Regions from separate parts of the Mus musculus genome. Here region 1 is linked to region 2. The links are chromatin loops, found by intact Hi-C in ENCODE. Cell type or tissue: left cerebral cortex. All regions are shown on one strand. Links, peaks and the distances in the headings refer to the core of each region. The heading gives the core; the rest is flanking DNA.

The links. A loop is a pair of places that touch in the nucleus more often than their neighbours do. Peaks named below come from ENCODE experiments on the same cell type or tissue, not always from the same donor. Only the 100,000 strongest peaks of a DNase experiment are listed, where the experiment ranks them.
Region 1: it touches region 2 in a loop (2.3-fold over the local background); 2 of 42 quality-filtered maps call a loop at or near these places.

What each region holds. Positions count from the first base shown.
Region 1 is chr11:91,418,672-91,434,143 of GRCm38, reverse strand. No RefSeq gene overlaps it. Among named protein-coding and RNA genes, the nearest start is that of Gm38950, 140 kb to the left of the region's middle. In left cerebral cortex, for the core only: no CTCF peak of the experiment used is centred there; DNase peaks (open chromatin) are centred at 6,478 and 7,195.
Region 2 is chr11:91,935,701-91,951,172 of GRCm38, reverse strand. No RefSeq gene overlaps it. Among named protein-coding and RNA genes, the nearest start is that of Kif2b, 370 kb to the right of the region's middle. In left cerebral cortex, for the core only: no CTCF peak of the experiment used is centred there; DNase peaks (open chromatin) are centred at 6,320 and 6,640.

The DNA.
Region 1 (15,472 bases), core at 3,536-11,535, 520 kb after region 2:
CCTTTCCTTGAATACAAATTGACCTAGAGATTTCACAATAAAGTAAAGAATACAGGAAGATATAGGAAATGTCACTCCCAAGACAGAATGATAAAGAGGCTTTGTGTTGCATTTAGATGACCCTTCCTCCTCTTTGCTTCTGCTCAGTAAGCTCCTTCTGGTGAGCTATGCCTCGCCTTCTGGAGGTTTCTATAGGAAAATGAGGGACAGGGATCCTCTGAAAAGTATTCAACAGTCACATGATGGAGCTATGAATGGAATACATCCAAGCCTGGCAGTCACTGCATCCCAGTGTCTCTCCTTCCCAGGCTGTGAAGCTACAGACATGGCAGATAAAGCCTAACTAAGAATACTGACAATGAAACTGCTAAAACTACTGAAATGTGTTAACTCGATAAATGTTTGTGGACATTTGCGATACATTAGTCGATAACTTGTAAGTCTGTCATAAGATACACAGTCTAAGATAATCACTCATTGAAGAGATAAGCCCTCCTGCCATGGCAAAGGCACAACAGACTATAATAAACCACTGCTACTTCTGTTTCTCAAATTCAGTATTTACATAGGTTTTACTTGTGTCTTTGAAAGGTGTTATTCGAGAAATAGAATTTTCCAACTTTCTATGTAGCTTAGGCAGTGTCCTTTGGAGAACTTGGGAAGTGAAGGCTAGCCTTCAGGTTTACATTTTCCTGGATTGAACCACCAATGTCTTTGACAGTGTCTCCCACAGCTCAAGACAAGTGGATATTGAAGAGAAGACTGTGAGTAGGAACGCCAACATGTCCACACTGCTAAGTGCAGGTGATTGCTGTGCTTCTTCAGGGTCAAGGTCATGATTCCACGTCTATCCTAGAAAAGGAGACATTAATAGCACGGAAGCTAGGAATTGTCCAACTGGAGCAGAGGTTCTCCTAGTTTAGCAGATTCCCAGGTTAGCAGATTCCCAGGCTAGCATAGATTTTCTTGGAATAAAAGACAGACATATTAATAACAATATGTGTCTATGTCTTACTGTCTCTACATATTAGATTTCCTTTTATTTTTAGTACAATTAATTTCTTAATGTGTGGAGTATTTAGGTACAAATTTAATTCTGACCACTTGGGCAGCACTTTCCGACCTCTAGTCATATAGAAAGGACTGAGTAGCATTGGTATTAAAAGACAAACTAGGTAGAGAGATTTGAATTTTATTCACCTTCATTTCCTACCTCTATGCACAAATATACATGCATATATAAAGGGTAGAAATATAATAAAAAATATAGCAGATTTGGGAAGTGGAAATAAGTCTGAATTGCAGGATAAGGATTTAAATTTGAAGACATAGTGCAGTTAGATACTAGGATGTTCCATCAATGGACCACCCTATACAAATGCAGATGTTTTAGCAGAGCCTTTAGATAACACAATTCACTCTATCTTATTTTTAGGATGACACTTATAGGAACAAGCAAAGAAAAAAGGAAGTGAGGAAAGAAGGAAGAAAGGAAGGGAGAAAGGGGATAGGAGGGAGGAATAGAGGGAGGGAGGAATAGTCTCATCTAAATCATTTTGTCTTACCACCAAGGCACTGGATTGCCCCTTACTTTCCTGCTGTATTTGTGGGCTTCGCAACCAAAGCAGAAAAGTGATTCATTGTAGCCTCTGGAAGTTGTCTGACAGACTGTATTCCACTGTCTAACTGACGCTACTTATATCTTGTGTCACTTTCTGCAGTGACTCAGTTCCAAGTAAAGATTAATGCAGTTAGGACATTTTGCAGAAATTGTAAATGGCTCTTGCAACTGATTGGGACGTGGGCGCTGCCTAGCTTGGGAGTTATTCATGTAGATCTGCAGCATTGCTTTCATAAACAGATATTGTTTCATTGGTGACTAATCATTCCTTCTCAACTTAGAGTGAGCTCAAGGCCTCGGGAATAATCAAAGCTGTAAAAAGTTTGCAAGTATAACAGAATGGGAACGGACTTCTTATTCTGGGCTTTTCTCCCATAAATGGAGACAATTCTTATTAAAGAGGTGTCTGTATTCAAAGTTTATGTTTCATATCCCATTGAAAGACATCTTTATGGTAATCAACTCATACCAATTATTACATGTAACAACACCTGTTACATGTGACTGTGTGTGTGTGCATGTGTGTGTCTCTGTCTGTCTCTTTCCTCTCTTCATATTAACCAAATTAAAATGGTACTTTTCTTTTTCAAAATAAATGACAGTAACTCTAATAAATACCATAACAGGAAGACAAATATTCCTTTGGTTCTTCTCTAACCTGTTCCATACAAACCTATGTGCATACACACAGGCTGATGGAGATAACAAGATTTGTCTCTGATCCCAAGGCCAGTTTATAAGGAATCCCACACAAGAATAGCATCTGCCAAAAATAGTTGCATAACAGCTTAACAACAGTATAAGTTTTTGGATTCTTTGGACATTCAGTGTCACCCATTTTATGAATTACAATACTCCTTTCCCATGGTCAGTGTTAGTCATCTTGGCCCAAGTCAGATATCCACACCAGAGCTGCATTGTCTAAACATAAGCTGGGCATTATTGCCTTCTGTTTTCCTACAGCCATACGCATAGAAAAATTTAAACACCTTTTAGCACCATAGTCAGTGTTTTGCTTTGTATGGGGGCAGGGGAATGTTTGAATCACTGAGGCAGTTTTCCTGAGTGTTGAAAGCATATTGGTCCAGAACCTATTTAAACTCAGGTCCTCTATGAACATATGCCGCATGTGGTGGAGACCAGAAGGAATACCAAGGAAGGCAGTTCAGACATCTAGAAGGACTCCATGTTGTCCTTGGGCTTTCCAGCTGATGCTTATTTAGATTTGAGAAACTTTACTTAAAGGTCATTGATAAAGCAGTCATTTCATTTGAAGCCCTCATAGCCTTCCACTCTAGGAGCTAGACGATTTTGAATTTCAGCTTTTTTATTAGACACAGTGCTCTCGCAAGAAAATGTATATTCCAAGTGCTGAACCAATCTCTGGAATAAAGTTAAGAGAAATCATCCTTAAAAATATCAACCTAAAATTTGACTGTGCGTCTGACGCTCTTTTCTGAGGAGTTTCACTCGGTTAAGATGCTAATGTACCATTCTGAGTCAGGCTAACAGGGCTTCAGCCTCTCCTTATTTTGGTGCCTAAAGAGACCTGTTGGCTAATTGTCAACAACAGCATAAAGAGATGGGTGGCAAAAGGGAGCTGCCTGAGAATAAATCACAGGCAAAGGACTTCAGAAAAACATTAGCTGCTTTGACAGTCCTGTCAAGAGCATCTTCATTCCAAGTGGCTACAGCTGCATCCATAAAGCACTGTGGGCTAAATAAATGGCACTCTCTGAGTTTGATTGTATTGCTGACAGTTTTCTCTCCATACTTGCTGTGTCTCACTACTAAGGTTGTAGTCTACCATGTCCAGACACCCTTCCTGAACTCAGTGCAAAATGAACTTTTTCTTTATTATAAACTCTCTATTATAAAGCCTTTTCTTTATTATAAAGTCGAAGATCATATGCCCCAGTAGAGGGGAATGCCAGGGCCAGAAAGTGGGAGTGGGTGGGCTGGGGAGCAGGGCAGGGGGAGGGCATAGGGGGCTTTGGGGATAGCATTTGAAGTGTAAATGAAGAAAATAATAAAGAAATTGCAAAGCTTCAAAAAATAAAGTCTGTGTCGCCATTTTAGTTTACCTTTTTTTTCTCTTTTTCCTTTTTTTATTGGATGTTTTGTTTATTTACATTTCAAATGCTATCCCCCTTCCTGGTTTTCCTTCTGCAAACCCCCTATCTCCCCCTCCCCCTGATTTTATGAGGATGCTCCCCCACCCACTCACCCGTTCCTGCCTCTTTGCTCTAGCATCCCCTATCCTGAGGCATCAAGCCTCTTCAGGACCAAGGACCTTCCCTCCCATTGATGCCTCATAAGTCAACCTCTGCTACATATGCAATTGGAGTCATGAGTGCCTCCATGTGAGGACTCCTTTTTCTTATGGGGCTTCCTTTTCTCTGCCTGACTTGGGAAGCCCAACCCCTAATCATCTACCTGAGGAATGTCACATGGTCCTTAGCAAAATTACATGTTCCGGGGGATTCCTCTCCATGCAAATGAAGTAAGCCCAGAACCTTAAGCCTCAGCCAAGGAAAATTTACACCAAGAAGAACCATTCCCCACTCTCCAAAGTTCAGCATAAATAAAGTGTACGAGCACAAGTGGTTGTATTGAATATCATTTAAGAGAGAGCTGTTCCATTGTATGTCATCTAAAAGAGCTGTTAACACTGAAGAGTTGTAACATTCCTACCCCTGGCATTCACTGCCGTACCGCCATCACCCTAACCTATCAGTTCCAGATTTCACTCCATCCTTCCCTGACTGGTGTACACTCTGAGGGAAGAGGGAAGAATAGGAAACTAGAACCACACACGGGTTAGTCCTTCTTCTATCTTTCCCTTGCTCCACAGCTGTAGAGACTGGTAGTCCCATTAACTCTTCTTCCTTGTCAAGGAAGTTAGAGGAAACAAAAAACAAAACAAAACAAAATTTAAAAAACCCAAAAAGCAAAAAAAAAAAAAAAAAAAAAAAAAAAAAAAAAAAACAACAACAAAACAAAACAAAAAAACAAAAAACAAAAAACAAAAAAAAACCAAGGCTGGAATGGGACTGATTAATTATCAAACATCAATTGTTAAAAGACACAACCTCTTACCAAAGCAAAGAGTGAATATATGTAAGATTCAAATACTAAGAACTTTCATGGACAGATATGGCCAAGCATAGATATAGAAAGTCATCTGAAATAATCCCAGAATTATAAACATTATTTCCCATTTAGATGAAGAGTTGGAGGTGTATTTAGTCAAAATAGTGATTGGTTGGCTTATACAACACACTGGATGAGATCTGTAGCACCCCCCAAAACAGGCATGGTGACACGCACTCAGGAAGTAGGAACAGCGGAATCAGTTCAAGACCAGCCTTCATTACATAATGAGTTCCGGGTGAACCTATAACACATAAAATTCTGTCTCAGAAACGAACAAACTCACAATTAAGCAAGCAAAAGGGTGATTTTCGGGTTATTTTGCATGATACCCTGTTGGATTTTGTTTACTGATAATTTATTGCTCTCATAGAAAATGGCATGCTATGAAATTGAAAAATCAATCTATGTTGACATATAGCACATTGTACTGATCTGGCTAGATTTATTGAGTATGGGAGGAGAACAACCTTTAATGCCCACTTATGTTTATTTTTCCTTTGGTACTTCGAGAACGGATCAGAATCGCCCCTAAAATTGGTTTAAGGCAGCATGATTCGGAAGTGGCATCTTCACTCTTACACTGCAGGGAATGAATCCCTCACTCCAACATCCTCTAGCACCCACCACCCAGAAGCAGATTCTGTGCACCCCATCAGGTCACAGGAAGATGGTCCCAATAGAACTTTCTGTAACCCAGAGGAGCACGATCTGTGCTATCAGATATCCAACTATTCCATCATCCAAGGAAAACCAGTCCTCTGAAGAAATGTGTTTTTAAAGATTACGCTCAGCTAATTTAAAAGTAAATAGAAATAGCCACTGGTGCCTACTGGCTCCCACAGGGTATAAGGGGATGTGACAATTCCACTCTGTCATTATCTTCTATTTTACTTCTTAATCGAGACCTTTAAATTATCTCAGCCAAATTAGGACTCTATAATTTTACTAGCTGATAAGTCAAATTTAGGGTGGCATCATGTGATTGCATTTCCTGTGATTTTCATTTTAAAACACACACACACACACACACACACACACACACACACACACACACAGACACACACACACCTTATTTCCCAGTGTATCAAAATTTTAAGAATTTATTGATGAAAAGATTTATAAGTTTTGAAAGTCATCTCACAGAATCTAGGTACCTAAAGCTTTTTTTTTTGTTTGTTTGCTTGTTTTTTTTTTTTTTTGGGGGGGGGGTTGGTTGTTGTGACCATAGCTATTAAAGTAAGAACCAACATTTACTCAGCCTTGTTTTCAGAAGTAGTTATATATACAAGCAGGTCATATAGAAGATTGAGCTTGTAAGGAAAGCCACTGAAGACAAAGTCAGAAACAAGATTTTGAAATATATAGAGACTAAGCTCCTTGCACATGGATGTGAGGAAAGACGCTATGGCCATGGGAATCAGGAAATTGCAATGGTTGCAGTGGTCTGTCTTCTCGTGTCGCAATCCCTGTTCCCACCAGTCAAGAGGACTGTGATGACACTAGCCAAGTTAATGAATCTCCTTTATTTTTATTTTAATTAATTGTATTTAATTATGTGTGCATATAAGTACGGGTACTCATGGGGGCTGCAGCTGGAAAAGTTTGCTGAATCCCCTAGAGCTGGAGGTTCAGGCAGTGAGTAGTGAGCTGCCTGACATGGGTTCTGGGAAACAAACTTGGGTCCCCTGGAAGAGCAGTGTGTTTTTATAACTACTGAGTCATCACTCCAGCCTTGCCCGTTTTCAACTAAATACATTTCTGATCTGGCAGTGAGATGAGTTGAAGATCATTATGGATTTTGTAGTCATTTGTGTTAGGATTAATCGTCTTTGGACTTTTAGAGCTTCTGACCCACATCACTAGAAAGGGGCTGATTTAACTGTAAGATCCATGACTCCAGACAGCGTCATAGAAATGTGGAGTGGTTTAAGCCACCTGGAAAAATGCTTGAGTTGAGGATGCTCTATCTGTAAAAGGAGATATTAGTTGGACTTTAAAAGACATCATGAAAATTAAGAAAGATAATGTATGCAAATGACCTCGGTACTTCAGAGGCCTTGGATGTGTTCATTCTCTCTCTCTCTCTCTCTCTCTCTCTCTCTCTCTCTCTCTCTCTCTCTCTCTCTCTGTGTGTGCCAATATTTTGAAATGTAAAAAAGAAAAAAAATTAACTGAAGCCACAAATGGTCCAGAAATAACCAATCAATCATACGCTTATTTCTCTGAATTGAGAGTTCAGTGTGACTTTGTTAGTGTGCTCTGTAGAACCAAGGTATTTCTAGGCCCCAGGCAGATGGTCACATACTCAGAGGAGGAAAAAAAAATAGTTATTTTTCATAAAATCCTCTTTGGTTGATTCCTTCATTATGATTGGGCAAAATGCCACCTGCAACAGATGGATATGAATACAGGCAACCAGAGAGGCTGTGTTATACCCCAAGTCCTGGCATCTGTGGCCGACTCCCTCACCAGGCTGTCAAAACAGCTGCTGCGTGCTCCCTCCTCCTGCACTTATGAGGCTTTGCCAAGAATGTCCACACGCAGAGAAGATCCAGCAGTTTGCTAGCTGGTGCTCGCAGGTTGGAAATCACACCTATTGCCCTCTGAGTACTAGGGGAGCCCTCTTCAGAGCTTCTTTCAAATATCTGGGAATGAGTAACTTATTTAACCATTCAAACCCACATAGCTTTCCATTAACATTGAGCAGACAGGAGTGTTAGCAGAGTGAATGAATGAATGAATGAATGAATGAATACTCAAATCTAAACTCAACTTAATGTAGTTAAATCTACCTTAATATTTTAGGTCCTTAGCACCTTTTCTACAAGGGGAAATAAACAATGTTTGGTGGAAGTTTATCAATGAGTAGAATAATAATGCAAAGAGGACACAGAGAGCTTGGTTGTGATAATTGGGTGCTTCTCTTGCAGCTGTACTAAAATGCCCGGAATAGAACAACTTACTGAAGACAGAGTTTGTTTCATCCTCACGGTACAGGCCACCTCTACCAGGCAGTCACCTTGATAAATGCTTACGGAACTTGGTCACATAACATCCATAGTCTGGAAGAAGGAGAAAAAACTCCCCCAAGTCAACTAAATTTCTTCTTGTTATTCAATCAATGATCCAAGGCCAGGGAATGGTGCCACCCACTTTTAAGGTAAGTCTTCCCACTTGGAATAATCTATGCAGCATAATCCTTCACAGGCACTGCCCGAGGCAAACCTGGCCACAATGATCCTTGACAGGTGGACCTGGGACCTTGTGTTGTGTATGATTTAAGATAGTGTCAAATTGACAATCAATGCTATCTGCCCCAAGGATTAACTTTTATTTCATGTTGATTAAACACCAAGCATGATTCTAAATGTCCTACAGGTGTTAGAAATCTAGTCCTTATATTCAACTCACAAATAGATATTTTATAAAACACACAAGGAAAAAAAAAAAAAAAAAGACAGAGCAAACCCAAATCCTTTACCCCAGATAGCAACACTTTACAAAAGTAATGTTGAAGAATAAAATGCAGGCAGGCAGTCCAAATCCAGACCCTTCATACTTAGCCATTCCTGACAGTGTTAAGGGAAGGGTAACTCTTATTATGAGGCAAAAAGGAATTCACAGGAAGTCAAGTGTGTTAATGAAATATCCATTGTTAAAAAGCAAATGACAGCTATTGGGTCCTTGAATGACTTCCAACCGGTGCTCCCTGCTTAGGTAGGGAAAAATTGCAGAGGAAAGAATAGTTCAAAGTCACTCCGTTTTACAGAATGCTAGAAATCGTGTTACAAAAGTCAAATTCATTACAAGCATATTAGAAACAACCGCTGTAATTTAAGTAATTGGGAAAATCTGGAAAAAAATTGGTTTTCTATTTTAATCCTTGACGGAACAAATTTAGCTAATGGATTTTGCATGCTTAAATTTACATTTGCTACTAATCCGAGTCTGTGTTTATATGTGGTCTTATATACATTACAGAAACACAGCCTGACCTTCATGAAATGCATTTTGTTAAATACAGAAAATATTAACTTCTTGTTGGAATTAGATTGACCTCACAAATATATTTAAAACAATTTTTGTTCTGTTACATTGCCCTTACCTCAAAGCTGTGACCAAGTACCTTACAAAAGCTGGTGAAAAGAGGGTGTTTTATCTCAACTCATTGTTTCAGGAGACATCAATTCATCATGACCGAGAAGGCTGGGTGACTAAAATAGGTCAACCAATAGCAATGGAGCATGTGATGCATCTTTCAACATCTGGGAGGATCACGAAGCAAGAAGAGTTTGGTAGGAACCAGGAATCAACACCACATTCAAGGCCCACCCATCCACCTGTTTTTGTTAAACAGAACACCATTCATAAAGTTCCACAACCTCCCAGGGAAGCATCCCCACAGGCACAAAAGATGTCTCAGAAGCTAAGAACCCTTACTGCTCTTTCAGAGGAGCAGCATTTGGTTCTCAGTACATACACTGGGCACTGCTGCCACTACATCCGATTCTAGTGGATTCCATGTGTTCTTGTTGTTCCTGAGGGTACCAATATGAATGTGCACATAAGTACACATAGATATATGCAATAAATAAATAATGAAATAATGGGATGACTAAAGAAATAAGGCATTAAAGTCAACAAAAGTATCCCAGCTGGCAACCGAGTATTTTAACACAAGAGCCTGCGGGAAGATATTTCATGTTCTATTTTTTTCTCCAAAGAAGGACCATGGCCCTAACAAAAATAATGTCCACTGATAACTAAAGCATATATACTAGTATAGTCATTGAACTTATGTAAATAAGGTCTCTATTTTCTTTCCTTGAACACTTAAAATATGTGATCTGATGCTTTATACAATGAGTGCAATGAAACTGCAAATATATGCTTTCATTGAATAGGAAGCCTAGAATAGGACCAGACAGAATGGAGTCAAACTAAAATAGATATTGATACAACTAGTAAAAGTGATATTAAGAAATAAGAAGCCAAGCAGATTGGATGGACAAAGGAGATGCAAAAGAAAGATGAGGAGAAAGACCTTTGCTTCACGAAATTCTGCCCCAAAGCGTTAGCTTGGGAACTCAACATGAGTTCTTGTTCTTTGTGCCAATGTCTTCAAGCAATGCCAAACTCACCTCCTTGACATCCTTCTGTCAATCAGGGTTATGCTTAGGTTAAAAGTACTTAAGAAGGGCAGACCATCAGAATAGAATTAGAAGCTGAAATGATGGCCCACGCTTTCATACCTGGAAACCCAGAACTTGAGCAGAGGGCTGTAGAAAAAGAATCACCATGGGTTTAGGGACAGGGTGAACAACATTGCAAGTCTGAAGGCAATCTGAGCAATAAAGATGTACACACACACACACACACACACACACACACACACACAGTGAGAGAGGCACAGAGACAGGGAGACCAGAGAGTCAGAGAGACCAGAAAGACAGAGAGACAAAGAGACAGAGAGACAGAGACAGAGAGAGAGGTTTAAAATAAGAAATCTAACACAAAATTCTGAGAGCTGAGATGTTCCTTAATCTGACACATGAAGCTGACCAGAGAAGTGGTTCTAAAGGCCTCAGAACGAAGTTGAAAGGGTGGTACAGATCCAACAGAGATATGGTGTAAAAGAGAACTAATTCTGTGTGTGGTGTGTGTGTGTGTGTGTGTGTGTGTGTGTGTGTGTGTGTGTGTGTGTGTATGTATGTATCCGCACGCGCATGTACACATGCCTGCCCATGCCTGTGTGTATGCACATGTTTCATTAGAATTGCTGGGTAATCCAATCATAACCATCAATATACTGGAGAGCTAAAGAACCCAGTATAACTTCTGTTCATGAAGCAGGCTTCCCCAACTGCCCCAGTATGGAGCAGAGGGCCTGAAGGTTTCCTGGATGGTCACAGATCCTTGTTCCATTTTTGAAAGCCAAGGAAGTTCTAGTCTGGTGCCAGCTAACGGTGGAAGCAGCAACAGAAATGAGCTTACTCATTGTGAGAAGTGAAGGCAGGCAGGAAAGCACAGCCATGTGTCTTCAGATATCTGCATCTGTGCTCTCACCGGAAGGCAGCCCATACTGTGGGGGGAGGGTTTGCTCCCTCATCTAATTACTCCAGGAAATGCTTTCCCAGATCTGCCCAGGAACATTTCTCTTAATTGATACTATATTCAATCAAGTTGACGATCAACATTAACAAATGGGTGAGTCCTAATGTCACCCGACAGGTATATGAACAAAAATACAAATGTCCATGTGACAGAAAAAAATCTGTCTCAGCTCAAGCAGAGAAAAGTCACCCTTTGCCCATCTTGCTTTAATTTTATACAGACACTTAACAGAGAGACGGATGCCCATCCACATTAGTTTTGGTGATTGGTTTTTGCCCAGTTTGCCAATTGAACTGTTAATGTCTTTTGAAAATACCCTCAAGTACTACTATATCAGCAATTTGGGCACCCACTGGCCTAATCACATTTCCATTCAACCTGGACCATCACAAAATTCAAGAAAAAGCTTGGAGAATTAGATAGCTGGTGTGCAGAGAAAGCCATAGCAGTAACAATGCACAAACCCAACCTAACTAAAGCAATCTCCCTCTAAGAACCAGCTGCTACAAAGTAGTCCATATAAAAAGATCCATACACAGATGGGCGTGGTGGCGCACGCCTTTAATCCCAGCACTTGGGAGGCAGAGGCAGGTGGATTTCTGAGTTCGAGGCCAGCCTGTTCTACAGAGTGAGTTCCAGGACAGCCAGAGCTATACAGAGAAACCCTGTCTCGGAAAAAACAAACAAACAAAAAAACTAGATTCAAGTATACTTCCATTTCCTATTTCAGAAATTAATCTCAAGACTGTGAGATCAAATAAATGATTTTCCCCTCAGATTAAATTTGGTCCTAATGTTTTTTTTAGAATAGGAATCTCCTAACTTTATATCTTCCCCAGGAAAAGCCACACAGCAAGACTATTCAAGAAAACAAAACAAAACAAAACAAAACAAAAAGAAACAACAAACAAAACAGAGCAGATAGGTATTAGAAAAATCAGCCAACAGTGGCCGGAACCCTTACAAATAGACCTTAAAATAAAATTAAGGAAGGGCTAGAGAGATAGCTTAGCTCTTAAGAGCACTTGCTGTTCTTCCAGAGGACTCAGGTTTGATTCCCAGCCTGTACATGGTGGCTTATAAATGTCTCCAGTTCTAGAGGATCTCATGTCCTCTTCTGACATCTGTGGGTACCAGCCATTCACATGTATTAAGGAAATACAATAAAATTCTACAAGATATAAAATACAAATAGAGATAAAATTGATAAATTCCTTAAAAGATGCACCTTCTTGATCCTCAGTGGAAAAGGAAAGGTTAATTTGAGTAATTCTATATTCACTGAAGACACTAAATTCACTTTTCAGAAACTGTAAGACAAAACCCCCACATCTAGAGGCTATCTTTGGCAAATTCTAGAAATACTCAAAAGTATAAAATGTGATTTACTCAAAACTTCTTAACATGGTATCAGAACAATACTCATTTAAACAAAACCAAACTAGACCATTGATATTGATGAAAATGTTTATAAAAGGTTGAAATAAATAGTAAAGAGAAGTGGAACAAATCAGGACCACATTTAGTTTAATATGTATATGCAAGCCTGGATCAATATTTGAAAAATCACTCAACAGAATTATCATAAGATTGATTAAAGGGAAACAGAACTACAGAGGATGTTACATCTGCCAATTAAGATGCCTCTTTAAAAGCCAGGGACAGAAGAGAATTCCTTTCACTTATTAAAATTGGCAAAAGTCTAGTGAAAAGCTGTCTGAACAACCAAAAATTTTTCAAGGTTGTACATTGTTACAGCAATAAGTTATATTTTGAGTAACAATAGAAAGTGAAGATTTGGACTGAGATTTCATTTTCAGCACAATCAAAAATCATTAAATTTCAATGAAAAATATACGGAAATGTACTTTGATTTTGTTATAACAACCTAGGGAATAAACTACAATTCCTTAAGTTTGTAGTAATCTGTGGTGTTTAGACAATGATGTTTTTACCTACTAAAACTTTTCTTACTGTACATCAGGAATGAGAATGTTATTATATTTAAATTATCAACAGAGCAGGTTGAAACAGAATGAGATTCAAATCTACAGAGCTACCCAAGACAGCCATGGTTTTTGTTATATTGGAATAAAAGTTCTAATAGAAGCCAATTATTTACAAATGAACACACAAGCCTCTAAGATAACTTCACTTTATTTGACTAAGAGATATGATTTCATTGGATGAAAAATGTTTATATATATATATAAATATATATATATATGGAGGGGTTTGAGACAGTATTTTTCTGTGTAGCCCTGGCCATCCTGGAAAGCACTCTGTAGACAAGGTTGGACTAGAACTCACAGAGATCCAACTGTCTCTGCCTCTACCTCTCTTTAGTGCTGTGACTTAATGTGTGTACCACCAGCTCCTGGCATATGGATCAAGAATTTATCCAAATTAATTTAATGAGGAAAATATAGAGGATAATAGAACAATATGTTTGTCAAGCTCATTCATATAATGCCAACCAATTAATAACTTTTAACATTTAAACAGCATCCTGAGTTAAGCAGGCAAAGGCTGTTCCCCCAGAGAGGGAACTTAAGGTAGATATACACAAGAACACTGTCTCCACAAGACTCAAGTTTTAATAAATAATCAAGCAAATCAATTTTTGATGCATTGAAAGAAAAAGACTGAAGTATAAGGGAAGAGCGTGAATGTTGTACCTATTTTTTAAAATATAGACAGGCAAACCCTCTAAAACTATAACATCTTAACAGATACTTTGGTGAAGAGAGAAAATCCTGAAACAAATTTAAAATATAAGTAAAACCTAAATTGTCATTGCTCCAGACATATTTTAGAGAAAAGGAATAAGTTGTCCATTTACAGGAAGAAGGCCAACACGGTACAGAGTAATGGGAGGATGTAGGGTGCACAGGTGAGGAGAGGTGGGAGGAGCATTACCATCCAGTCTAAGGGAGTTGGGGGGAGATAAAGAAACAAGGCTCATTCATGTGCAGAACAGCACTCTTAGGAAGTTCCAAAGCACCTATAAGCATGATCTTTTAGTTTTCAAAGATCAATGTGACTTTTACATCAAGACTGTTTTTAAGAAGTTAGAAGAGCAAAGAGATCAATCAGATGTTTTGTGTATTACTCCAGGTATCAGCCAGGTAACCTGTGTATCATCCAGGTATCCGCCAGGAGACTCATTTATCAGTCCAGGTGTCAGCCAGGTGGTTCCTGTGTTAATCTAATAAAAGGAGAGAAAGGCAGGGTTTAAAGTGTTAGGCAAGAAGTGGTTTTCTGAAAATCTGAGTCATGAACAATGACATTTAGTAATCAAGTTGAGTTATGGTGTTAAAGTTAGATATATAAGTTCCAGTGTGGAACGCGGTTAATGATCAGGCCTATTATCATAATGACCAGAACAAGAACTCAAACTGACTCTTCATTGGCAAGCAAATGGACTGCTACAGAGTGACCCAGACATAAAGGAATACTAAACAATCAAAGAAAACATGAACTCCTATTATTTATACAAACATAGATGGAACTAGAGGACATTATACTAAGTAAACTACATCAAGCACAGAAAGGTAAATCCTAGGTGATCTCATTCATGAGCAAACACTTTTATAAGTTAAAGTATAGAACTTATTTATCATGCACAGAGCTCTGGGCTGGACCTCTACAAACGTATACAAAACAGCAAGGTTGACCCAATAAAAGGTAAGACAAGAACAGAGGTTGCCAGGGACTAGAAACATTAGGAAAAGATGCCATTCAACAGACATAGTTACTATTTGACAGATTACTACATTCTGGTGTCCTATGTCACATGAGTGAATACAATGAACAGTCATGCATTTTATATCTTGAATCGTTAAAATAATAGGAATTTGAGTACCGTCCATTTAAAGACATGGTAAAAAAGCAGTAGATAGTATAATAAATTGCTTTGAGTGCTTAGGAATTCGTAACAAATTGTGCATCACGCTGTACCTCAAAAATATCCACAGATATTCGGTGAAAATGTAAATGCAGAACTCACTGATGTGCAAGTAAGGGTTTACTGTGATTTAGACCACATGAATGAAGACATTATGTAGAACAGGGAGCTTGGACGAGAAGATGATCTAACATCACCTCTTCTATGCCAGTAATTTTATTTTCTGCTTCTTATTCATGATCTGTTTCCTTTCTCTATACGATCATCCCCATGCTCATTAAGCATGTCATAGGACTTTTGTCTTACCAGGCTACTCTCTTCTCCCACTGAGAGCTAGATACCTACACTCATGGATCAAAGTCACTAGTGACTACAAAGACTTTGACTGTTGAAGCCAGGTTGTAGGGGAAAGTCAGTTTGTAAGTCTAAGAGCAGAAACAGGCCAAACTACCCGCAAAACAAACAAACAAACAAACAAACAATAAAGAAAAACGCAGAGCCATAGTATAGGTAATATTCTGCACACCAGATGATGCAAAATCAATAGATTCAAAGGCAGGGATATATGAAGAGTGAGAGAGTATACTGTTGTAATGAAAATATCCCCCACTTTTCAACAAAACTCCTAGAGCACTACCTAATATTTGGCTGTGCATCTCACCATCTGTTTTCAT
Region 2 (15,472 bases), core at 2,470-10,469:
TTTTAAACATGAACCATCAGATACTGTCAGGTCCATCATTAAAGTGATGAGAGCTATCATCTAAGTAAATTGAAGACTTTGTTTTCCTTCCATTTTGGAGATTTTGAAAATTTAAGAGACTAAGAGGTAATCAAGGTTAAAATTATGGAATACAGGAGCAGTAAGGGTGAATGACATATTGGCCCAGCATAAAATTATATCTAGTTGGAACTTAGATAAATGAAAGTGTCAAGCAGCATCTTGTAAGAAATTTAACAACCATAAAACAAGGTGTAAGTTGATAGTTTGAGGAGAAAGAGAAGTTAGTGATAGAATTTCATTTTATGGTGTATATCTTTGAAGGATAAGATCACCCAAGAATGTTTAGAGTTAGAGGACAATCAATAAGATGAGACACTTTCACAAGTATAATCGATGTTGGACCAACATCACAGAGTAACAGAAGACATTAGAACCTGGAAGCTTAAGTGGAAAAATCTTACTTAGAAAAAAAATAGATCTTTCCCCTAAGAGGAAGCGGGAGCAGTGGGCTTAGTAAAGATTCTTTTCTAAGGTTAGTAGGATTGTGCGCCATTTAGTTATCTTACTAGTGCATCTATGGAAACAACAGTGAGCACTGATGGTAATGAATCTCATATATAAGCAAGAGATTGGTTTATTATTTCCCAATGCTAGACTAAATTCAGGGCACACATTCATCTTTGTCATTTAAAATCCAGAGATCAAGTCTAAATACTCTAAAATTCACTTGCTTAAACTATTACACTAATTCTTTTTTTTTTTTTTTTTTTTTTTGTGTTTTACTCTTTCATATGGAATTCTTTTTTTTTTTGTTTTGTTTTTTTTTTTTGTTTTTTTTTTTTGTTTTTTTTTTATTAGGTATTTAGCTCATTTACATTTCCAATGCTATACCAAAAGTCCCCCTTACCCACCCACCCCTACTCCCCTACCCACCCACTCCCCCCCTTTGGCCCTGGCGTTCCCCTGTACCGGGGCACACAAAGTCTGCGTGTCCAATGGGCCTCTCTTTCCATCTAATAGCTCAGAATTTTGCCATCATCATCAAAATGTAATTTTAGCATCCTAACAGCCAAGAAAGAAAACTGTTAACACTTTTAGTATTTTCTCAATCCCCATCTGTGGTTCCATCTCCAAGCAATCACTCACCTAATTTTAGTTTTACAGAATTGCCTGTACATCACATTTCTCATAAAATTGTTATCCAATATGTTGTCTTGTGTGATGTCTTCATTCATTCTATGGTTTTAAAATATATTTATAATATAATCACATTCTATAGTATGAATATACCAATTTTTATCTATTCACCATTTAATGAACATTTAGGTTTTACCTAGCATTTACTTTTGCTAACAATATTGATATGAACATTTTAGACAAGTTTATAGCAACATGTACTTCATTTCCTTTAAATATATACTTAGGAGTAAACTGTAGTGTGTCATAGTAACTATATCTAAACGATTCTATTTAATTTAGAATAAATTTTTAAAGTACCTGAGAATCACATTCTTTATCTTAAAATACCAATTGTACATGTATCCATCTTCAACTGCATGTAAACTTAGTATAAAAAACTGTGTAAGCACTGCATTAATTTTTATGAAATATGAGATGGTGCAGTCATTACTAGAATAGCTTGGGTAAATGATGATCATAATTGACTCAGTTAAGCTTCAGTCACTGGACCTATTAACAATTATGCCCTTAGTTGTGTGCCTTCAACTTTACAGTGATAGTTGTAATATCTTGACTTTTGCTTGTGTAAGTATGCATGTGAGAGTGACACAAAGATAGGTATATTCCTTGTAGGAAGCCTCTTCACTTCAGCTTCCTCATTGGTAATGGAACATGCTCTCCTTCCACATATATCCCAACACTGATATTTCTGTATTCATTTTTTTAATAAGCAAGACTACACAATTATCTATCGTTTTTCCAAACTACCACTAAGAGGTGACAAATAGAAAGAAGAACCCTTTCTTAATATTTACTGTAACTGACAGAAAATCATTTAAAATACAATTGTAGAAGGAGGCCCTTTAGAGAAAGGTAAACACCGACTCAGCTATAAACTCCTTAGGCCTGAAATGGGGAACTACCTGAATGATTTACAGGTGCTATAGTGGCACAAATGTTGTGGGACTAACCAAAAAATTCTCATTGAATTTAAGGCTCATTTCATTAATAGATGGCCCCTATGGCTGATACTTTGCTGGCCAAAAATCCGAGACTAGGTAGACTATGGACCTCAAGAAAAAACAAATACTACTCTTTGACTAAAGGGCTCCTAACAACATTCTGCTATATGCATAGGTAAGTGTTTGCTCCACCATCTTCAAAGAGGCATACTCTGACACTAGCTGTGGGACAAACGTGGAGGCCCACAACTAGAATGTGTGCAGAATTAGAGTTCTTGCAATACTCAGTCCTATGTGATGTCTCCAACAAATCTCTCGACTCAGGGCTCAATGAACTCTGAAGAAGCAGAGATGAGAATATTGTGAGATCCAGTGAAGGGGAGAACAGCAAATAAACACCGCTTTCTAGACAAAGCATGATCACACACATAGAAAGTTACAGAAACTGTGCTCTACCCAGATCTAAGCCAGATGAAGCCCTAGTACTTAGAAAGAGAACACACACAAGTACCTTTACCTAACCCAACTGTTTGCAAGTGAAAAAAACAAAAAACAAAAAACAAAAAACAAAAAACAAAAAACAAAAAACCAGTTGTCTCCAATAGAGTCTCACTAGGTACATAAACCACACTTAATGCCCCATGTCCAGCAGTAGCTGACCAATACAAAACAAAAACAATGATTTTTTGGAGAGGGTTTTTTTTTTTGTAGTTATTTTGCTTTGTTTTGACTTTTTTCCCCTCACAATGCTTTGTCTGGGGATCTTTTTCATCTTCCAGGTTTGTTTGTTTGTTTGTTTTTACATATATATTATGGGTTTTGGTTTTGTGTTTTTATGTGATTCCTGAATGTGTCTCTGCATCTATATGTGTTTCTTTTGCTTTCTATTTTATTCTCTTTTTTTTTCCTGTTTGTTTGCTGGTTTTGTACTATTTTAGTTTTTTTTTTTTTTTTTTTTCAGTTGCCTGCTTCTACTGAGAAAAAGAGTGTGGATTTGTATGAATTCAAAGGCTGTGGTAGGAGTTGGAGAAAAGGGAACTAACTAAAACATATTGTATGAAAAAAGATCTATCTTAAACCTTAAAAATAGAAAATTTAAGTTCAAATAAAACAGAAAAATTGAGCCTTCTGGAGGACCTAAAAATGCAATAAGATTAATGACTTCATAGCATGTTTCCTCCTTTTACAACCTAACCCATTTCTCCATCTCCCCTTTTACCTGTCATCACTGTAGAGCTGAAATGATCCCCACTGATAAACTAAGTATCAATAACTAATTTAATTTGGGCCTCCTTGCTAGATGACTAGAGAAGGGGTCCGGACTGAATAGGGCCATTGGTGGGCTTCACAGTTCCTGAGGATCTAAGGAAGAAGGTAGCAGAATATAAGAATGAGTGTTTACTCTTTGTTCTCACTGTCAGGCCTTTTCTATGTGCATATTTTCCCGGGATTAGAATGGTTGGTTTTTTCAATAGAGTCTCCCTCGAGTCTCTTTCCTCTTTAACACCATGTTAGTGACATGCCTTAGAAAGAGAAGCATTGCAAAGTCTCAGCACAGTAAGCACATATGACATGTGTGAAAAGCAGGAGAACACATTTTGGACCCTGTAGAAATAAACACATTATTCATATTTAATGTTGGCTGATAGAGATATTCAAATATATTGCTTTTCTACTAGTCAGTATGTGATGTAAATTATGACCCGCACCCGTGGGATTTGTGACTCTAGAGTTCAGCACTAATTCTTCCCTTGGAAATTGTACTGAAAGAAAAATAATAAGAAACTTTTGAGAGAGCTGTTAATCATCGGTTTTCCTTTATATGAATTAACTCTAAAAATCATTCTTTTAATGGAAGCATATTTTATGAGTTTTCAGTATGTTCTTGTAAGAAATATCATCCTTTCACAGACTTTGCAGTTCAGATTAAACATATATACAACGTAAAGTTTGAAAACATCGACTAGAGAGATGGCTCAGTGGTTCCGAAGCTCGGCTGCTCTTACAGATGATCTGAGTGTTCTTCCCAGCACCAATGTTTTGCAGCTTTTGCTACAGAAGATGCTACATACACCTTCTTTTAACATCCACAGGCATCCATCCACACACGTGCACACATCATGAATAAAAATAAAATAATTATTTAACAAGCTTTTAGAACAACTAAAAATATTAAAGATAGTATAGTTAAACTCTGATTCTAAGAAAACAGGTAGGGAGTGGATGGGTTGAGGAGCAGGGGGAGGGTATAGGGGATTTTTGGAGAGGAAACTAGGAAAGGGGATAGCATTTGAAATGTAAATGAAGAAAACATCTAATAAAAAATTGAAAAAAAAAAGAAAACAGGTAGGTATAGAATCCTTTGTAACTATCATTTGATTACACTTGTCTCTGTTATCAATTCCAATTATCATAAAGGGTCTCTTTGTGCTGATACAACATATCTCCTTAGACTTATTTGTTATCAATCAAAATATTCTCCTCTCCCATCTACTTATTTATTTTAGGATCTGAGTTAATACCATTAGTCCCATCACAAATGGAAATCTTTCAAATATTATAATCTATATTTGCAACTATATTTTTTGGTTCATCTTTTATTTCATCATAGTCAGTTGGGTATAGAAAAAGTTTTGTGGCAGACCCATCTCTGCTCACTAAAAGCTTTGGTAAAGGAATTCAATCCAAAATAGATTTTGTGTTGCAATTTTATAACCAAGAGTATCCATATCCAAATTAAGAACTTGGCAGTTCCAATGCTTTGCGGAAAAGGGTGAGGTAGGGATGGGTAGTGATACAGAAATGAACTTGGAGCAAGAGGAAGGAGAAATCATGAATAGGATGTATTATGTGAGAAAAATATATTTCAGTAAATGGAAAAGAAATAAAATATTATGCAAATAATGGACATTCCACAAACCATCAGTGTCCTTTAAGCCAGCAGCTTTCAATCTTAGTATCAAGTAACAAGTCTCTTAGGACTTTGGTTCAGCTCAATGATTAATATTGATTGTAAATTTAGAATCACTATGAAAAGCAACCTTTGTGCATGTCTGCAAAGGATTTTTATAGATTGTGGTTTATTTGTGTGGGAAGACCCATCCTAAATGTGTTTGGCTCAATTATACGAATAGAGTATGTGATGTTTTGTATATGGTTAGCCTAAGGACTGGCACTATTTGGAGGTGTGGCCTTGTTAGAGTAGGTGTGTTACTGTGGGCATCTTAGCTCTCTGGAAGCTAGTCTCTCTTTTGCCTTCAGAACAAGATGTAGAACTCTCAGCTCTTTCTACACCATGCCTACCTGGATGCTGCCATGCTCCTGCCTTGATGATAATTGAGTGAATCTCTGAACATTTAAGCCAGCCCCAATTAAATGTTGTCTGTTGTATGCTGGTCTGGGGCTTACAAGGACCGGGTATAGCAGGGAGGCAGGCTGGGGCTGAAAGAGACTTAGATGGAGAGAGGTTAATGGAGCCAAGACATGATTCTGTTCAAGGCTTTCCAGTTTACTATGAGAGTCTACTTATAAAAGGGGAAAGTCCATCCCCTGCCAGTCCATTCTTGGTGTCTGGAGCCAGCCTGTAGGTGATGTGCAGAATAGGATGCTCCACTGAATGTATCAGGTGCTTCTCAGCAGGTAGCAGTGTCTTGGGGAGAGCAGTGGCAGGTGGCAGAACAAAAGAGCTATCTAGGTCTGAAGGCTCCACCTTAGGTAATTTCCTTCACAGTGGCAGCAAGATCAAAGTCTGAATCAGCCTACGTCAGGGCTGGGGCGGGGGGCTACAGTTGTCCTTATAAGTGTTGCCTTGTCATGGTTGGTACCAAGGACTGGGGTCCTGGTATAATAGATCTGACCATGCTTTTGTTTGGAAGAATGTGGACTTTGAGACCTTGGATTTGGAAAACCCAAATCCAAATGTACAAAGCCTGAAAATTAGCATGTAAAATAAAGAACTATGCAAAGAATATGCTGAGACTCATTAAAATCTCCTGCAAAAAATTGTTCTAGGCCCAGGCTCAAGGGCAGTAAAGCTTGCAACGTCATTATCATCACTTCTACTTTCCTACTCTAACACTCCTTTTTCAGAATATTGAAGACAGACACAGGCCATAGTATATAAAACTGCATGCAACAGGTACAGCAAATGTCACACTATGCAAATGAGTCAAAAGCTTACATGTGAATTAAAAATGCTATCTTGGAGGGGGAAGGAGGAGTTGATGAAGATGGTAAAAATTCCTCACATGTGGGAAATTTATGACCCACTATCTTGTGCTAAGTGAGTATTCCAGCCTTTGTCCCTTTTACCTCTACCCACAGTCCTTTCGGGAAGATGGTATATTAACTGTTGACTTAGTTTCCCTACTCTCTTGAATTTGTTCATACAGACTGTGTGTCTTGTTTCTCATAAAAGAACAACTAAGTTTGGAGCCCAGACACATAAAAACCCATGTAAAATGAGTCACTCTGGAAGAAACACGAAGGACAGCTGTACCATTCTATATTGAGCTGAGTCAAAAAATCCTTCTTAAGTGAAAGAGAAAACATCACTACTACATGGGTAACAGGCATAAAATAGGATTTCCCCATTAAGAAAAAGGACTTCCCCTTTTTTTCTATCTTAACCTCCTTCATGCTACTCCCATTTTCCTTGAATGAGAGGTATCATAAGATATAATGCACCTGTCATGATAAATGAAACTATATTATAAATATATGAAAGTTCAGTTATTGCATGATTCCTCCTACCGTGTCTAGCCCAGTGCCACCTTCTACATCCTCGGAGCTCTTGCCCCAAAATGAGGCTTGTCATTTTTTTTTTATTCCTCTTTCTCTTCCCATAGCAATTCTGGGACAACCCTAGAACACATGGACTATATATTTCTGCGTTATGATTGTTATCATTACACATGACTGCATGCCTACTATGTAGAAGATACCCAATGTATATGGGTTAATTGAATTAATAAAAAGCATTAAAATGTGGACAAAACTGACACATTTTAAGTTTCAAAGCTAGCACAAACAGTTGGGAAATGAATAGATATGAACAGAAGGTAGGAAGCTCTGTTGTTTCATTGCATGTGAGATTCAGATTATAAGACATAGGCAGGAGAGGAGAGAGACCAATATATTTACCTAATGGTATCCATGGTGCTATTTGTTGTATTCTGTTCTATATTTTCTCTCTGTGGAATGTGCTTGTCTCCCATTAGTGCTTCATGAATTAACCATAACTGCCACCAATGTAATTAAAATATTGATTGCCAAGAGGAACTGGGGATTTGGCCTTAATTCATTCAGCAAAAACTTATTGAGGTTTATTATATGCCATAGATATACTTATATATCGCAAGTAATTATTTTCATGCGCTAAGTTATGGGTAGAATTAAATCATGAAATGAACTTCAAAACCTACCAGGTACTGTCTCTTTTATGACTAACGCTAATTCTAAGCGCTACTGATTTGCCAGGATATTTAGCAAAGACTGAGACCATGTCTTTGCTAGGTCAGCATCTCTTCAATGTTACACCAGAGACCTCTCTTGACTATGGTGCTGGGTTATATTCATTGAACCCATGCTACACTTCTGCTTCTACTGGGGTTATTTTTATAACATGCATACTACTCATATTATTCATACTACTCATCTTTTTTAATGTAGATGAAGGCTGTAACATCTTAGTGACCAATAGTGCCTGTTAGGACTTCTATCTTTTCAGGAGCATGTCACCATCACAGAAGGAACCCTGAGACTAGAAAAGCTAAGTGATTGGAAGAAAAAGCATGACTGAGTGAAGATATAGGATATAAACTCGAGAAAGAATTGTATATTCTAAGCTTTTCTTGATGAACTCAGTATTAACCCTGGGATTTGTGGTTTCAGTTTACACTGTAATGAGGGTGACTTGAAAGGAATATTTTAGTTCTTTTCCTTGCCAGGGTCAAGCTAGAAGACCAGATATGTCTTTCTGTTGATTTATGTGGTGGATAACATTTTTCAATTTGCTTGTGGTGAACCACTTTTGCATGTCTGGGATGAAGACGCATAATCTCTTTGATATATAATTCAATTCATTTGCAAGTATTTTACCGAGTATTTTTATATCTACATTCATAAGGGAAATTAATATGTAATTATCTTTCATTGTTAGATCTTCGGGTGTTTTAGGTATAAAAGTAAATATATCCTCATAAAATGAATTGGACGATGTTTCATTCTCTTTTTCTTTTGTGGACTAATTTGAGGAACATTGGCATTAACATTAACATGAAGGTCTTTTAGCATTCTGCGCTGTCATCTGACACCAGGCTGTTTGGGGGTTGGGATAGTTGAATGACTGCTTCTATTTCTCTAAAAATAATAATTAATAAATGGGACCTTATGAAATTGAGAAGCTTCTCAACAGCAAAGGACATTTTCATTTGAACAAATTAGCATCCTACAGAATGGGAAAATAATTTTACCAACTACACACCTGATTGATGGATAATACTCAAAATATATAAAGAACTCAAAATAACTAACTCAACAATCTGATTACAAGTGGTGTACATATCTAATCAGAAAATTCTGAATAGAGGAAACTCAAATGGCTTAGGGACACTTGAGGAAATGATCAATGTCCTTAGCCATTAGGAAAAATGCAAATCAAAACTACTTTAAGATTTTTTCTTGTATCTGTCAGAATGGATAAATTCAGCAAAACAAGTGACAGCTTTGCTGGCTAGGATGTGGAATAGGAAAATCACTCATCCATTTCTGACATGAGTGGAAACATGTATAGCCACTTTGGAAATCAATAGAGCAGTTCATCAGGATGATGGAAATAAGTCAACCCGAAATTCCAGGGCATGTGTGTGTGTATGTATGTATGTATGTATGTATGTATGTATGGCATCTTATCCTTCCACACAGACACTTGCTCAATCATGTCTATTGCTATTCTATTAATAATAGCCAGAAGTTTGAAACAACCTCAATGTCCCTCAGCAGACAATGGAAAAGAAAAATTGGTACATGTACACAATGAGGTATTATCCAGCCATTACAGAAAAAAAATTAATATTGTGAAATTTGCAGGGAAATGATGGAACTAAAAAAAAAATCATCCTGAGTGAGATAATCCAGGCTTTAAAAGAACAGATATGTAGTTTTCATATATATGTGGATATTAGATGTTAAATCAGTGATAACCAAGCTACAATCTGTAGAACCACAGAGGTTAGATGTAGAGTAAGGAACTGAGAGACAGGTAGATCTCATTAGGAAAGGAAACTAGAGCAGGCAATTATGAGTGGATGGGGAAACTAGAATAGGATGTTCAAGTGGTGATTGAAAGGGAAAGCAGTTGCCTGAGAGGGAACACAGGAAGAGACAGCCACAACTAATGGGAGTTTTGAAGTGTACATTTACACAATGGAGTATTACTCAGCCTCTAAAGAAAAGAAAAATAGCATCATGAAATTTGCAGGTAAATCGATGGGCTTATACAAAAATGTCATTTCCAGTGGCCGATTTTAGACCCAGGAAGACTGATGTCTATTGGCCTTTATGTGGATATTTACTGCTAAGTTGCATTATGGCTACCATGTGAAATATTTTTGAATATTAATATATTCAAAAGAACTTTATAAAACTTTATAAAGAACTTTCCTTCTACCAATGCATTGGCTAGGAATGTTGTCGGGAGGCTTCTGAAGCCTTCAGTAGAGTTTTCAACCTTTGCTGTGGCCCACCTATTTGATGTCCCTAATTGTGCATTTGAGGAGTCTTGACTTGTGATGTTTTGTTCTGGTACTATAAAAGTCTCTTGAAACTGCAAATGCATTGGAACCAGGTATTTGACAGAATGTGAATTTGTGTTTCCAAATGAAAATCACCCATAGTACACACACACACACACACACACACACACACACACACACACACACAAGCCAACAATCTTACAGCGTATTCCTATTATCAACCAAGTCCCTATTTCCCTTGACTGTGTGTAAACTGTGTGAGTTTTATCTCCACCCCACTGTCTTCACAGCATGAATTATTTTCTCACCTGAGCACGTAGTTTATAATACCCACAAATCCTAGAATTTGAGAACACATAACATGATAGGCCCAGGGATAATCTTTGCAATAACATAATAAACTTACAATTTTCTTAAACTTACCTTTCACGTGGAGTTTTATGTCAGTTGTCAGTATCAAACACCCTAACTCTAGGATCCCCATTAGAAAACGTGAACTATAGCAAGAAATTTGCTGTCAGTCACAATCTCAACCATTGTTCTTTTTACCTTGGCACTTCTGCTAGGAGAAGTAAAATGGTCTCATGAATATACAATATAAAGTCAAACCCAGAAAAACCTTGGTAACACATAAGCCTAACTGATAGATCAAAAATTTGATGCCTAAATATTATTGTTATTAAAAATACAATATGCCATTTAGCTCAAAGGTACTGAGTCTTGATATTGAATTGAATCTGTTAGCTGATTCAAATGCAGTATGAATGAACAGCAGCCATGTTCCTGTTGTGGGTGGTCAGGGAGTGAGAGACTTACATGAAAAAATATACATATATCTGTACCTATATCTAGATTTAGCTGTAGATGTAGATAGATATGAATACAGACATAGATATGCATATATGTAAGTTTATATGTATGTATGTATGTATGTATGTATGTATGTATAGCCCTTAAATCTATTTATTACTACTCCTATGGTTATGTGTGTAAGGTTGACCACTTGGGGTTACATAATCTATCAGAGGATTGAGCCCAGAGAAGACTAATTATCATTCTACCAGTAGCTATTTATCACCTATAACTCCTCATCCATTGTGGAGAATTTTTCCTATCCACATTGATATGTCAACTGATATAACAACTGTTATCACTGTGGTGTTCTTGTTTTGGTAAGCATATTGTTGAGAGTAAATGGGTATTACTTTCCAACTGTATGCAGAAGACATTATCTACTATGGCAGATATTTTGGTCCTCTGATGCTGACAATATTTCTGTTCCTTCTTCTGCAGTGTTCCTTAAGGCTTAGGTATAAGGGTTGTTTGTGCTGTGAGTGTATCAATTGGCTTTGGGCATATGTCAGTGAGTTGTTTGCTGCATTTGACTGGTTGTAGAACAGTAATTATCTTCATCTGTTGCAAAAAAATACACTTCTTTGGTGAGGGATAGAAACTACAAGTAATTATGTGTATAAAGGTAAATATTTAGAAGGCAGTAAGAATTATGCTAGTTCAGAAAATTCTCTCTCCTCTAGGCTTCACATCCTATCCAGCAATGTGCAAGTGGCCAACGTTACACTACTAGGAATAAATGTCACCTTGTATAAGGGTCTTAATTCCAATTAGATAGCTGTTGTTTGTCACCAAGACATAAGAGCTGCTATTGTACCACCACAGTTTTATTCTTAACACATAAGAGCACTGGACTTACTTGTTTTAGTTTTACTCTATTTAGCATTGGTCTTTTCTCTCACTCTCATGTGAGCTTATTAAGACAGGATCTGTGATTTTCTCATTGTTTTAATTCCAGTGTATATGTGAGTGGTTTTAACTGCTAATTTCATATGATAATTTAACACTGAAAGCCACCAAACTAGTGAATAGTACCTTTGAAATGTTGCTTTCTCAAATTCATATGACCTTAGACTCTAGGTTTTATTTTATAGGGCCAAATATTATATGTATATTTAATAGATATTTAACACTGTATGAAACAATAAGTGAGCCCCCTGCCCCCATGTGTGTGTGTGTGTGTGTGTGTGTGTGTGTGTGTGTGTGTGTGTGTGTGTTTCACACTGTCTGCTTATGCTTATGGCCTTGAGGCTGTCTCTGTAGATATAGGGCTGTGATACAAATATACATTATTGCTTACAGGATTTCTCAAGACTGTATTAAGCACCTGTGTGTGTTACTGCAGACACAGCTCTGTCAGTGTTTGCTGCAAGCTCCAGATACTCTGGCATCCAAAAGTGGCCCTGGTTATGTTCACAGGATATTGGGGCTTCTGACAGTGATAGAATCATAATGGAAATGAAGCAAAAACTGGACTGGCAGTTAAGGGGAGAAACCACCCCAGAAACATGATTGAAATACTCAAATTAACTCATTTAAAGCATTTCACCTAAATGCAGTTTCATTTCTACCATTAAGATGAAAGTGATACATAGGACACTAGAGTTGGGGCTTTTCAGAGTGTCATCAGTATTCACTCTACTGTTGGCAAGATATGGGGCCTCAGAGTAGAGGCATGACTGGGAATTGTTTCTCAGCCATTCATGAAACCAAACCAATTTGCTGAAAATAAGTTCACCAAATTAAATTACTGAAATTCACGTTGCTACTTGGTAACTCTGCCAGCCCCCATCTTACTGATAAACACTTTGCTAAAATGAGTGACTTAACAAATTTTTCAATTTGGTAATTTTCATTTTAGCAAATAAACAGAGTGACCTAAGTGCTTAAATAACAACACAAGAGTTCAATACAATATCAGAGTTACATTGTTAATAATAATTATCCTGTTGTATAAGCATTGCATTTTAATGTATAACAACAACAATTCTAACTATTTGTATTTACTCTCTGAACACGCAAATGTCAGATTTGTAAGGAAAAATTTCGGGTCATGTGAAGTATCCATGCATATGAGATATTTTCAAATTGGGGCAATTAACCAAACTGAACAAAATTTATGGCTCTGCAATCAAAGACAGCACCAGAGTTTGTTTGGCAACTGTAGGTGGTGATTCTAGCTCATCTGTTATTTTGTTTTTTGTTGTTTTGTTTTGTTTTTGCTATGGATTATTACATAAAATGGTTTCTCCAGTCACACTGCTCAGTTGATTTCTATTCACAGAGTCAAATATAGTTATCTCTATATACCACCCAGGCTGGTTTTATCAGATGCTTTGAACCTTTGCTATTGAGTCTTTCCTTTTAATAGTCAACAACGTGATGTATTGCAATGTTTGTGGTTAGAAAGCAACTTTCAATATTTCACAAGTGCAATTCTTTCAGCTACTCTAATTCACATCTAGAAGCTCAAGGATGTTAAATTTTGTACATTACAAATTTAATCTTGTCAACTGAGATATGTTATTTAGGAAAATTAGCTGCAATTTTAAGCTAAATTTATAATTATTGATTACAAGAAAACATGGTTATGCATATGATAGATGAGTACATATATGTTTTTATCTACACACCTATTCTGTGCCAACCACAATCACTCTAACAAACGAATCATGTTTCAGCATTTTTAAGAATAAGTATATTTGGCAAACTTCCAAAATTCAATAATTTACTATATAGCATGACATATGCAGACAGGAGATGTGTTTCAGCATTTAAGGAAATGTTTCTCTTACAGAGCTCCCAGTTCAGTTCCCAACTACCTGTGGTGGCTTGGCTAGTCACACAGGCCAAGTAGACTAAAGGAATCACAACTTGGGAAGAAAACTTATTGGAGGAAAATGAAGAAGACAGTTAACTAGCATAAAATACCAGAAAAGGAAGCATAAGAATTCTTTAATTCACTAAAGCATGATTTCAGCAGGGATTTTGAGTTTTCGCTAGCACATATTTCCTCTGTGAAATTCTGCCTTCCATGGGCCAAAGCAAACGGACTGGCAAGTAATGGATTAGAATACCCAAAGCTCTTACTTAAAAGAAACCTCTTCTATTTTGAAGAGTCTTGGTTATTTTGTTAAAGTGATATAAAGATGACCAACACATATTTTCAGATAAAGCTCAAGAAGCTGACTGACCATCAAATATATCATAAAATAATAATAGTCAATAGAGAGATGCTACTGATACACCAAGTTAAAAACCAAGCTGTTTCCAGTTACTGGATAATCTAAATATTTTATGACACTTTCCCAGTAACTCTTGCACAGCAAGGGATGAAGAAGATACTGAGAATACAAAGAAGCTAAAAAGTTTTCTCTAGGATGGATAAGAAGCATGTACAAATTATTTACACCTGAGAAAAGATAGAAAATTTTAATCCAGATCATAGAAAACAAGAATCCTCTCGACACCTTTTCAGCATCATTAACACACTATGTTACATGGCAATTCCAATATTTCATAATATTTAGCATCTTTTTATTGCATATATTAATATATGTTTGAAAAATAAAATAACTACATTTTCACAGTCTTTCCACCCAAATACTTACACATATTCATAGACATAAAGGTATATATTCTAATTAAAAAATAAGCTTCCTAATAGAATCAGACAATTTTTAATTTATTGCTTTGTAGAGCAGCATGGGTTTATATTCATAGGCTTTTCTTCACAGTTGCTGAATGAAGTTCAATGCCTATGTGCTCAATTATATGGACATATAAATTAACTTCATCCTGTGTAAGAGAAATCAAAGAACAAAGTAAACACATTCCCAGGGGTGCACAGCAGCAGGCTATTTCTTACCAAGTTCTTAAAAAAAAAAATACGGCAGGCTTGTGTGCCAACATGAATACATATCTTCTTCTAAAAACATTCATAGAACCATAGTCTTTGAGGGAGTATACCTCCCTCCCTCACTCAGGCTAACATAATTCTATAGTGTGATTTTTTTTTAGCTCAATATCATATTCATGACAATAAGATGCTAACATCATCTTCATGTAAAAATGACTAGAAATTGCATAATGTTGAAACAATACAGGACAGCCTTTTTCAAATGATAATGCCCACTATGTAGCCAAGATAGAAGGAAAGTAATAGAGATTCATGTGCAACATATCATATATCAAGAAACTTAAAATACCTTCACACATATAACCCTAAATATTCTACTACTAATTTTTACTTAGAAAACAACCATGACTTACAGTATCTGATTTCTTTCATCTTATAATTTGTAATGGAAAATTATTAAAAAGTCACTTATCACATTGTGAGAACAAATTGTTTGCAATTTCCTAAATAACAGAGAAAGAAAAAAGTAATTGCCTTTTAATCTATAAAGAAAACATACTGAAGGTGTTTTAAAAATGTGGGTCCAAATTGTGACTGCTGGTCCTCCTACAGGATTGCCCTTTACCTCAACTTCTTTCAGCTTCTTCCTAATTCAACAACAGGGGTCAGCTGCTTCTGTCCATTGCTTGGGTGCAAATATCTGAATCTGATTCTTTCAGCTGCTTGTTGGGTCTTTGGTAGGGCAGTCATGATAGGTCTATTTTGTGAGCACTCCACTGCCTCAGTAATAGTGTCAGGCCTTGGAACCTTCTCTTGAGCTGGATCCTACTTTGGACCTGTTACTG